Regions from separate parts of the Homo sapiens genome. Here region 1 is linked to region 2. The links are chromatin contacts, found by Hi-C or POLR2A ChIA-PET in ENCODE. All regions are on one chromosome and are shown on one strand. Each heading gives the region's core, a stretch centred on a gene start or an enhancer-like site at or near the end of the contact. The rest is flanking DNA. Distances are from core to core; before and after follow the strand shown. Region 1 holds the start of LINC01843 (long intergenic non-protein coding RNA 1843). Region 2 has its middle 32 kb from the start of LINC02999.

Region 1 (5,876 bases), core at 334-2,833, 41 kb before region 2:
GGTTAGGATTTCAATGTATATTTTTGTTTTGTTTTGTTTTTGGTTTTTTTTTTGAGACGGAGTTTTGCTCTTGTTGCCCAGGCTGGAGCACAATGGCACGATCTCGGCTCATCGCAACCTCTGCCTCCTGGGTTCAAGCGATTCTCCTGCCTCAGCCACCCGATGAGCTGGGATTACAGGCATGCGCCAGCACGCCCAGCTAATTTTGTATTTTTAGTAGAGACGGGGTTTCTCCATGTTGGTCAGGCTGGTTTCGAACTCCCAACCTCAGGTGATCCACCTGCCTTGGCCTCCCAAAGTGCTGGGATTATAGGCGTGAGTCACCGTGCCCAGCCCAATGTATATCTTTGTTGTGCATGGCATGGAGACACAATTCAACCATAAGCATGGGCAAAGGCTTGGAAGGGTATGGAGCTCAGGGCAGAGCTCTCCACCGTTTGCCACCTCATTACCCACAGCCTTTTTACACATTTCCCCTGGTGACTCACCAGTCCTTACACCTGCCCGGCATGCTCGCACCTCCAGACTCTTGCTCCCATAGCCCCCGTGTCTGTCTCAACTGCTTTCTTTCTCAATTACCAGGCCCACCTCTTCAGGGAGCTCTCTCTGACTTGGAAGTGCCAGTCCCTTCCTCTGTTTTTTTTTTCTTTTTTCTTTTTTGAGACAGGGTCTCTTTCTGTTACTCAGGCTGGAGTGCACTGGAGTGATCATGGCTCATTCCAGCCTCAACCTCCTGGGCGCAAGCAATCCTCCCGCCTCAGCCTCCCAAAGTGTTAAGATTACAGGTGCAAGCCACCACACCAGGCCTCTTTCTCTGATTTCTGAGACTTTCACAGTCTGAGGGTTCATTTAGTCTACAGTGCCCAGGTAGGCATCTTTTTACCTGCCCCCTTCAGCTTCCTCCCTTCTCCATGCCAAGCCCAGGATCAGGGAACAAGAGACCTTGAGTCCAGCCGGATGCCATGGCTCACGACTGTAATCCCAGCACCTTGGGAAGCTGAAGTGGGTGGATTGCTTGAGCTCAGTTCAAGCCCAAGAGACCTTGAGTCCAGCCTCTCAGCCATTTCCAAATTTCCTCTGCACCCTCCCTGCCCAAGTTTCTCACCTGTGCTTGGATGTCCCCATGACCAGGGCATCTGGGCCACACTGTGTCTCCCAGGAGCTCCCTCCCACTGCTTGGAGCCCCATGGAGTCCACTTGGCTTCCCAGTAACCATGGCTGCAGTGGAGCATGACCCACACCTGAGGCCATCTGAGGGACTTGCAAATGGCTCCCTAGCCCAGGGGTCTCTTTTACCCACCTGCCACATGCCAGAAATTCCACCATTAGCAAGTCTGACAGCATCCACCCCTGATAAGGACAGACGCCCCAAGGAGAGACTCTGCCGCGAGTCGCTGGGCCAGTACTTGCTGCCAAGAGCCTGACAGCCTGTTGCTTGGTGACATCTCACTCAAGTCCTTCAGGAAACTTGCACCCCAAAGGCAGGAGGGGGCTGAAGGAGATGGGGCTCCTCTGCAGAGCTTTGTCCAGAGGCAGCAGGCTGAGAGGTGGGGGGGGGAATCTAAGGCAGCCCAATGACCCCACCCTGCCCAGGGGAGAGGCTCTCAGGCCCCACAAGCTCAGCCTCTTCCTGTCTCCCCACACCCCCTTTATTCCTGCACCTCCCTGGCTGGAGAACCGCCCCCTGCACACACTCCCAGCGGCTGGGCAGTTAGTGACCTTTGGACTGGGAAAGCACTGGAGCCTCCTGGGCCCCACACCCTGGCTGGCATTCACCGGGAGCAGGGAGAGTCCCAGAACTGTCACTCTCAGGCAGGCCCAGTCCCTGGTGTCCTCAAGTAGCCAGTCCTGTTCTCCCCTTTCTTCCATGGGGAGGAGCTGGGCACAGGGAAGAGGGCTGGGCCAGTCCTGGCCGGAGGCACTGTGCTGCCACTTGCCCTCAGCCCCACAGGTGCCCCTGGAGTCTGTGCAGAGGCCCGGGGCAGAAGCCCTGGGGGTGCTCCTACTTTCCTGCCAGAGGGGCTGGAGGATAGGATGAGGAAGTGTGCTCAGTGCAAGACCCCGAGAGTCCCAACAAGACTCATTTAGGAGGGTGAGCTAGCCCTGTCTAATAAGGAACTATTTCAGGTTTGCAGTAATCAAGTCTAGCTTGAGGCTGTCCCAAATAGTCAGATAATGGAAGCCAAATGTCTGCAACCATGATTTGGCTCCTGGGCCTAGCTGTTCAGTGCAGACCCAGTGAGGGGCCTCAGCCCTGCACCCAGCTTCCAGGCCCCCACCTCTACCTCAAGATATCAGTGCAGGCCCAGTCCTAGTAGGTCCTCTGGCTAATGAAGCCTCCTGGAGCCCATAGCCCTACCAATTCCAGTTAGAGCCCACATAGCAGACAGAACAAGATGCTTTTTTTTTTTTTTTAAATGGAGTTTCCCTCTGTTTCCCAGGCTGGAGTGCCATGGTGCGATCTCGGCTCACTGCAACCTCCGCCTCCTGGGTTCAGGTGATTCTCCTGCCTCAGCCTCCCAAGTAGCTGGGATTACAGGTGCCTGCCACCACACCTGGCTAATTTTTTTTTTTTTTAGTAGAGACGAGGTTTCACTGTGTTGGCCAGGGTGGTTTCGAACTCCTGACCTCAAGTGATCCACCTGCCTCAGCCTCCCAAAGTGCTGGGATTACAGGCGTGAGCCACCGTGCCCAGCACAAGATGCTTTTCTTTTCTTTTCTTTTTCTTTTTTTCTTTTTTTAAGACTATGTCTCGCACTGTCACCCAGGCTGGAATGCAGTGGCACGATCTCGGCTCACTGCAACCTCTGCCTCCCAAGTTCAAGCGATTCTCCTGCCTCAGCCCCCAAAGTAGCTGGGATTACAAGCACATGCCACCACACCCGGCTAGTTTTTTGTATTTTTAGTAGAAAAGGGGTTTCACTCTGTTGGCCAGGCTTGTCTCACTCCTGACCTCGTGATCCGCCCGCCTCGGCTTCCCAAAGTGCTGCTGGGATTTCAGGCGTGAGCCACCGTGCCCAGCCTACAAGATGCTTTTTAAATTAAGGGCTTCATGAAGAATTTCGTGGTTCCCCAGAAAGTGTAAGGAATGTTTAGGGTTTGGCTAAGCCTGGCTTTGAACCTGATGCTAATAGGGGAGAAGGCATCTTTAGACCTGACCTGAATCCAAGTCAGGGGTCCAGTCAGTTGCCTGGCACAGCTGGGTTGGTCTCTTTTCTCAGAGACATCTATCGGCTGTGTTACTGAGGACAGCAAGTTGAGGGTTGCCCCCACCCCAGGAGCACAGCCCATCACTGGCCCTATTGGCCCTTCATAGGCGTGGTCCTCTGCTAAGGATGGTTAAATTCTGCCAAGCTCCCATCGTCCCCCCCGTCAAAGGGGAAGAGGGACATTATGCATGGTGCAGCATGGGGCTTGTGGTCCTCTGTCTGAACCTTGAGCATGGCACCCATGCTGGGTTGGGGAGGTACATACAGAGACACCCAGGGGCATCCTTGGAGAAGGGCTGTCTTTGCTCGGAAAGTAAATGCTCATTTCTGCTCTGTAGCAAAATCCTGCTATGTATCCAATTTCCTCCTCAAGCCCTCGACAGATTTTCCAAATGGTCTCGAGGGGTTCAGCATTCAGACTGTAGGTAGTCTGGGCTTTGCTGGGCTTAGGGACTGTGTCCTCATGATCCCTGGTCTGGGAACATGGTCTCCAAGCCTAGCAAACCCCAGACTTCTTAGTATTCTCTGGATGTCCCTATGCAGCACCAGGAAGAAAGAACAATTTCTCCCCCGACCCTACTCTAGACTTCTCTGCCAGTCTCATCCCTCCCTTGCTACCTGTGGGCTTCCTGAGCCCTCAACCCTCAAAGCCACAGTCTAACACAGTTAGAGTTAATGCCAACTGCACCTCATGGTAGCTGTGTGACCTTGGGCAAGGTACTTATCCTCTCTGGGCTCCATTTGCCTTCCCCATAAAATGAAAATGATGATAATCCTTAACTGAAAGAGTCATTGTGAGGATCAGATGAGATCATTGAAAGGCTGGCACGTCGTCAGTGCTTAATAAACAACAGGTGGTATGGTTATCATTGTCATCTGTGGATAACTGTCTTTAACCTGGACCTCCTTTTCTGCCCCTCTCCTCCATCTCCCTAAATCCAGACTTGTCACCTTCCTAAAGCCCCTGTGGCCAGAACTGGGGTGGCTGGTCAGGTCCTTCTCCCAGGCAGGCAGGAGGCAGGGAAGTGTGTCTGAGCAGCCTGCATCCCTGGTAGAAAAGATAAAACGGGTCTTCGGAAGCCGGGGTGCTCCCACTTTGGTCATCATTCATACTCCTAATTTAAGAGGATTTCAAGAATCAGCATTTCTGTGGTAGAAGCCAAAGCCAAAATACAGAGAGCGCGAGAGAGTCATTGAAGGCCACAAAGCAAGTCCAGGCCAGAGCAGGGTGAGAGTCTTGGTCAACCTAACATCCAGCGCTCCTCCCCATCTGACTCAACAGCTCTCATTTCTCTAGAAGCCTCATTCTGAAGCTTTCCTGTTCAGAGAAAGCAGCAAACAAAGCGCAGAGCCAGCCCCCTGGGCCTGGAGCCCTGAGCTCCCTGGGCAGACCCACAGGCTGACAGAGACGTTACCGGAGTTGATGATTCAACTTCCTGCCTTTTGAGAGCTCCCAGACCACAGAGGTTTTCCTGCATGGAGGAGGGGGCATCTCCTTGCAGAGGGCCAGCCCCAATGGGACAAGGCCCTACCACAAACCACAAGGACAAGGCAATGCCTGGAGGGGGCCCTGGGGGCCACACCTGAACCCTGGCCAGCTGGCTCCTGAAGCCTGGCCCTCTCTGGGTTAATGATTACTACCTAGGGTGACCAACTGTTCTGTCCTGGTTTGCCTGGGACTGTACTGGTTTTAGCACCAAAAAATCTAAAGCCTAGGAAACCCCCATTCCTGAGCAAACCAAACAGTTCGCCATTCATACCACCCGTATGGTAGGACAGGACTTACAGCCTCAGTGATTATGGGGAATCTGAGCCCCAGGATGGCACATTCTACAACAGAGAATTGGCCAACTGTGGCCTGAAGGCCAATTCTGGCCCACTACCCATTTTTGTATAGCCCATGAGCTAAGAATAGTTCTTACTTTTTTTTTTTTGAGACGGAGTCTCACTCTATTGCCCAGGTTGGAATGCAGTGGCACAATCTCGGCTCACTGCAGCCTCCGCCTCCCGGGTTCAAGCGATTCTTCTGCCTCAGCCTCCCGAGTAGCTGGGATTACAGGCATGGACCAAAATGCCTGGCTAATTTTTGTATTTTTAGTAGAGACAGGATTTCACCATGTTGGCCAGGCTGGTCTCAAACTCCTGACCTCAAGTGATCCGCCTGCCTCGGCCTCCCAAAATGTTGAGATTACAGGTGTGAGCCACCGCGCTCAGCCAGATATGTAAAAATTATGTGAAATTCAAATTTCAGCGTCCATAAATAAAGGAATACAGCCACACCTGTTCATTTACATGTTTCCTCTGGCAGCTTTCACATTATAAGGCAGAGTTGAGGAGCTGCAGCAGAGAATCTATGGGCCTATGGACTTCAAAGCCAAAAAGATCTACCATCTGACCCTTTACAGAAACAGTTTGCTGACCCCTATTCTAGAGGCATGCAAAGGGTGGGTGGGTGTGAGTAGGCAGTGATGCTTTTGTGAAGAAACTCAGGACTGGGGAAGGAGAGGGAGATTAGAGGAGTGGGCGTGATAGCACAGCACTTATCCAAGATTCAGCAGATTAGCTGTGAGGCAGGGACTAGGCACCTATGCCTTCTAAGACTCAGTTTGCCATCTGTACGTGGGGAGAAGGCAGGGCAATAGGAAGGTATGTGCTTCTCTCTGACTT
Region 2 (5,768 bases), core at 2,996-5,495:
TGGTCTCGAACTTCTGACCTCAAGTGATCTGCCCACCTTGGCCTCCCAAAGTGCTGGGATTATAGGCGTGAGCCACCACACTTGGCCTGGGTATAGTTTTTTGAGGAGGGGGTGTGATGAAATGTTCTAACATTGATTGTGGTAATGGTTGCACACTCTGAATATTTGAAAAACCATTCAATTGTACACTTTGGATGAATAATATGTGAATTATATCTCAATCAAGCTGTTATTTAAAAAAAAATCTAAAAATGATGAGTTCATGTCCTTTGTAGGGACATGGATGAAATTGGAAATCATCATTCTCAGTAAACTATCGCAAGAACAAAAAACCAAACACCGCATATTCTCACTCATAGGTGGGAATTGAACAATGAGAACACATGGACACAGGAAGGGGAACATCACCCTCTGGGGACTGTTGTGGGGTGGGGAGACAGGGGAGGGATAGCATTGAGAGATATACCTAATGCTAGATGACGAGTTAGTGGGTGCAGTGCACCAGCATGGCACATGTGTACATATGTAACTAACCTGCACATTGTGCACATGTACCCTAAAACTTAAAGTATAATAAAAAAAAAATCTATGGATCTGAAAGCCAGGAGGTTTCTGGTGATGCCAGCCACAGCCATTTCAGCATGATGTAGGGGAACCGGAGAGTAGCAGGCTGAGGAGTACACTGGAGTAAGGAGAAAAGGAAGATACAAGAAGACTCAGGAGGCTCAGCTGGCCACGGAGGCAGAAGTGAGACTTGATGGAAGGGAGGTCCTTATCCTGCAAGCCCCCATAAGACACCATTGCATTCCTTAGCCTGAGATTCAGTGCCTCAAAGAAGCTGGTAAAGCTAACCCCATGGGCCTCTCCAGGCTTCTCTCTGGATGCTGTCCAGACTGGCCAGGTCAATCTTCTTGTCTATACCACTAAAACTTAGTCACTTGCAAGGGCTTACCACATCCCACCTCGTCTTGGAGCTCTTCCCTGGAGATGCCAGCTCCCACTGACCTCTCCCATCTCAGCCTGCTTTTACACTGCATACGAGAGGGCATCACCTTGCCATATTTTACAGCTTCTATATGTAACTCGCAAGCATGCAGAGGATGCAGGCATGTACACACTGCTTTCCCAGACTGTGAGGACAAGGGGACCCAGGCATGGTTCCGGCCTATGCCTATAAAGTCCCTGACTCTTATTCCCACTTGCTCAAGCAGGGACCCTGCAGCCCCGTACATGATATCCCAAGAATTTCTGGGAGCCCCAGGGGATGCTGCAGGTGACTGTTTTTTGTTTGTTTGTTTTTGTTTTTTGAGATGGAGTCTCACTCTGCAGATTGGACTGCAACAGTGCAATCTTGGCTCATTGAAACCTCCACCTCCCAGGTTCAAGTGATTCTCCTGCCTCAGCCTCCCGAGTAGCTGGGATTATAGGCATGAGGCACCGTGCCCGGCCACAATTTTTGGAACAAGTCCAAGAAGGTACCATGTCTACAGTCTTTCCTCTGCTGCTCTTCTGGTCATCCTCTGCCTCCCAGCTGAGGTGCAGGACTTGCTGGCGCTGGAGGCATTTTGTCAGAAGGGTCGCTGAGCAGCTCAGCTTGGGTGCTACTGCCTTGCCAAGTTGGTAATGAGAAAGCCCATGTTTGGGGGCCAGCTTTGTTCTTATGCTTTTTGTAGTCAGATATGAGGCCATATAAGGCTCAGCCGAGGATTTGGCCTAGTGTAGGAACTACACTGAATTCAGCCTCAAGCTGCAGCCCCTGCCACAACCTCTGATCAGTATGTTCTCTGCAGAGACCATGGGATTCCCCAACCATGGCCAGGAATCCCGGACTCACTGAGGCTGAGTTGAGGATCTGATTTAGGGAGCCTGAGATTGCCTGGGGTCTGGGACCCAGAACCTTGAGAAGTCTGCCAGACTTGATTCATTTAACATTTTCTTATACCACTGCCCTTGATCCAGGTGTGTCCAGGCTGGCCTCCTTTTGAGGAAATGATGATTGAACCTGGGTTTCTGGGAAGAGCCATGTTTTCTTTGGTGTCTACATGTATCCACTCATTCCACCTGAGCTAGAGCCAGCAAGTAAGAAGTACTTATCAATCCTTGGGTTCCAATGTTTTCAGAAGAGCACAAGTCCCATGAGGCTAGGGTTAAGGTGTGAGGAAGCCTTCTGAATACCCTATTCCCTCTTTTAAGATGCTCATTAATTAGCATATGAAATAAAAGTTTTGATAAAGCCTGGAGTATATGGTGTTTAGCTTTTTCTTTTTTTTCCTTTTTTTTTTTTTGAGACATGGTTTCACTCTGTGAGCTGAAGTGCAGTAGCACAATCATAGCTCACTGCAGCCTCAACCTGGGCCCAGGCTTAAGTGAGCCTCCCACCCCAGGCTCCTGAGTAACTGGGACCACAGATGTGCGCGGCCACACCCAGCTAATTTTTAAAATTTTTGTAGAGATTGGGTTTCACCATGTTGCCCAGGCTGGTCTCAAACTCTTGGGCTCAAGTAATCCTCCCGCCTCGGCCTCCCAAAATGCTGGGATTGCAGGCTTTCTTGAAGAGTGTTTGCCAAATACATTTGCCCCCAGGACCCTTTTTTGTTCACCCCACCCACGATCACTCAGGAGCACATTTTGGGAAATGCTCACCCCTACAATAAAGTCCAGAATCTGTAGCTGGCACTCTGGCCCCAGCCTACGAGTCTCAGCCAACCCATCTCCTCTCCTCCCAAAGGAACTCCTCTCCATATCTTAAAAGGCATAGCCCACAGCTGCCTCCACCTGCTGGGGTGCCAGTGTCCCGGGGCCACCCGTGTCCTCTCCCCACCTCCTAACCACAGCTCCTGCTTCTAACAGTGTCCTTGAGTATCCCTGGATGCCTGTCCTCCCTCATCCCCTTTTTGAGGGCATTCCTGCATCTCTGAATTGCCATCGTGAGGCCATGGAACACCACATTTGGCAACAAGCCAAGGGGACAGGCCTGGCCAATGAAGAGCTCTCGGAACCTGAGGCCCCACTCTCAGCTTCCCTACCCCGCGGGGACTCTGCCTCAGGCAGCAGAAGAGCAAGAGACAGGATTGGAGATGGAGACGGGGGTGGGGCGACAATCCAGCACCGGCACCTCCCACAGGCGGGGACCAGAGGCTGCCCTCTTCGCTGAGCCGGGCACTGGGTGAATGAATGATCAATGACAGTTCTTAGAAGCTCCCTCCTTTGCTACCCCCACCCCTCGCCCCAATCCCAGGCACATTCCCCACTAGGGAATTGGCCACATCCCAAGTCAGACACATCCTGGCTACAGCTGGCTCTGGGCCGGGCACCCCCGGGGCAGCCGGGCAGGGCGGGGTGTCCTGGAGAGCCGCGGATGGGCCTCACACCCAGGCTGGGCCAGGACACCCCGTCCTTGGCCGAGGCCCAAACCGGCTCTGTTTACAGAATCTGTCAGCTCTGTTTCCCCCTCCCCCACCCACCACTTCCCCTAGAGTCCTGGGGGCTGGGAAAGGTGCAGGCGGGGCCTGAGGGAGCTTAGGCGGCTGCCAAATCCCTGCGGCCCCATCAGCCCCTCTCCCCATCTTGGCTCCTAAGATCTATCCGCCCCAGTTCTCCAGTCTTCTGGTTTCCTCTTCAAAGCGTCGGGTGGCACTCCACCCCTGGGGAATGTGCATTTTGAGACAGATCTGGAGAAACAATCCTTACCCCCAAGGAAAATTTAGCTAACGGTGGAAAGATAGGCACCGTGCCGCCAGGGGCCCACAAGCTCGGGCTTTCTGGAACTGCTCCAGCCAGCCAGGAAGGAGACCTCCCTCCTTCCCTGGGACCCCAAGCCGATGGGCCCCTGGGAGTATTTCCAGAACTGCTGGAGGAACTTGGCGCAAGTTAGGTGTAGCCTGGCAGGCGGGCTGAGGGCTTTCGGGAGCAGCGAAGTCCGGAGATAAGGCCAACCGCTTGCAGGGCCGCCGTGACTCAGCTCCCGCCGGCCGCAAGGAAGCTCCGCGGCCCCCTCGGAGCAGGACGAGGAGGAGGGGCGATGGGCAGAGGCGGAGCCTGGGACGCCCCGCCCCCCGCTCCGGGAAGGACGACCCACCACACCCAGCTTCCCAGAGGCGCCCGGATTTCCCACGGGTTTCCCCGCTTGCTGTATATAATAACAAAGGCTGGCACTTTCTGAGCGCTCGCTCTGTGCTAGGCACTTCACAGGTCACTTGTTTGTTATCCCCAACAAGCCTCAGAAGCAGGTGCCATATGACCTCCACTTACAGACAAGGAAACAGGCTCTGAGAGGCCAAGTGACTTGCACAAGGTCACACGGCTACTGAGTGGTGGGGGCTGCAGCTTCCAAGCGCCCAGACCCCTCCTGCCCCTTCCCAGCCCCTATGTCCCGCTTTGAGAGGGGCCAGTGGGTCTCCTGGTGGTACCTTACTGGGCAAAACCAAGAACCTGGACATCTCCTGGCCTGGGAGCTAACTCAATGCAAGTATGTCATTTGGAGGCAAGTCCAGTCTGGTTTTAGGTGATGGCAAAGTTCCCAGCTCTAAGCTCCCCTTGACCTCCACTCTGAGGGAAACTCTTGGGCACAAGGATGGCCCCCTGACCCTCCTCCAGAATACTGCCCACACCAACACCCAGCCCTGCCCTCTGGAGGGATGAGTCTCCATCCAGAAAGCCCCTGGCTTGCTCACAAGTTAGCCCCTGAAACCTGCGGACTTGACAAGTGAGCAACAGCAGGCCCTCGTCGCTGCCACTGCCACTGGCTGGCCCCTGCCCATAGGTCAGTGCCAGGACAATGCTACAGAAAGCCAGTCTGAGCCCCAGGAGGGGTCAAGGAGCAAAGGGCAACCTGCACCCTAGGGCTGCTCTGCAAGGTAGTGAGCTGTCTGTCGTTTGGGGTGGGGGAGCACCTATGAAAGAAACAATTCAAAAAGAGGGGAGGATGAGATAACCTTTCAAACGCCAAACTCCTCTCTTCTATGAGGCAGGCAGTATACAAGTGAGTGGCTTATCTGACAACTGCTTAGATGGAAACTTTCCACTTTGGGAGGCCAAGGTGAGAGCGTTGCTGGAAGCCAGGAGTTTGAAACCATCCTGGGCAACAAAGCAAGACCCTGTCTCTGCAAAAAATTTAAAAATTAGCCAAGGCTGGACATGGTGGCTCACTCCTGTAATCCCAGCACTTTGGGAGGCCAAGGCAGGCAGATAACTTGAGGTCAGGAGTTTGAAACCAGCTTGGCCAACATGGTGAAACCCCATCTCTACTAAAAATACAATTAGCAGGGTGTGGTGATGCACACCTGTAATCCCAGCTGCTCCGGAGGCTGAGGCAGGAGAATTGCTTGAACCCAGGAGGCGGAGATTGCAGTGAGCCGAGATTGTGCCATGCCAGCCCGGGCAACAGAGCGAGACTCCTTCTCAAAAAAAAAAAAAAAAAAAAAAGGTAGTCGAGCATAGTGGCATGCACCAGTACTCCCAGCTACTCAGGATGCTGAGGCAGGAGGGTTGCTTGAGACCAAGAGTTTGAAGCTGCAGTGAGCTGAGAGTGCACCACTGCACTCCAGCCTGGGCGACAGAGTGAGACCCTGTCTCTAAAAATAAAATAAATAAATGAAGGAGACTCTCCCACTTCCTTCCCTTTTGACCTCTTTCTGCTGGGCCCTGTGGACTTCCTCCTGGAGACTCAGAAAACATTGGAAATAAGGGTACTCCCATGTGCCCCTGCCTCTGTTTGCCACTGTCTCAGTAACCAGTGCGTGGGCTCTGGGAGGCTCTGATTCATGGGA

What was found. A loop is a pair of places that touch in the nucleus more often than their neighbours do. ChIA-PET counts read pairs that join two places held with the same protein, here RNA polymerase II (POLR2A). Pooled maps may share reads with other maps.
Region 1: a loop to region 2 is called in a map of heart left ventricle, with 7 times the contacts of the local background. The contact joins the promoter of LINC01843 here to the enhancer-like site in region 2. A Hi-C loop is called at or near these places in 50 of 168 maps with a recorded cell type or tissue (Caco-2, Calu3, HCT116 and 24 more), 9 of 37 single-sample maps with no recorded cell type and 35 of 50 pooled maps. POLR2A ChIA-PET finds 5 or more read pairs at or near these places in 40 of 52 experiments (A549, A673, AG04449 and 32 more).

What each region holds. Positions count from the first base shown.
Region 1 is chr5:134,502,259-134,508,134 of GRCh38, reverse strand. LINC01843 (long intergenic non-protein coding RNA 1843) reads right to left here and starts at 1,583. Exons shown (of 2, transcript NR_105045.1): 1 at 1,301-1,583. RefSeq lists enhancers at 1,315-1,969, 4,328-4,667.
Region 2 is chr5:134,464,173-134,469,940 of GRCh38, reverse strand. No RefSeq gene overlaps it. Among named protein-coding and RNA genes, the nearest start is that of LINC02999, 32 kb to the right of the region's middle. Within about 2 kb of position 4,245, at least 37 of the 41 ENCODE cell types and tissues checked have a DNase peak (open chromatin) inside an H3K27ac peak, as active enhancers do; they include A673, B cell, GM12878 and 14 more, where a contact is called at or near this core.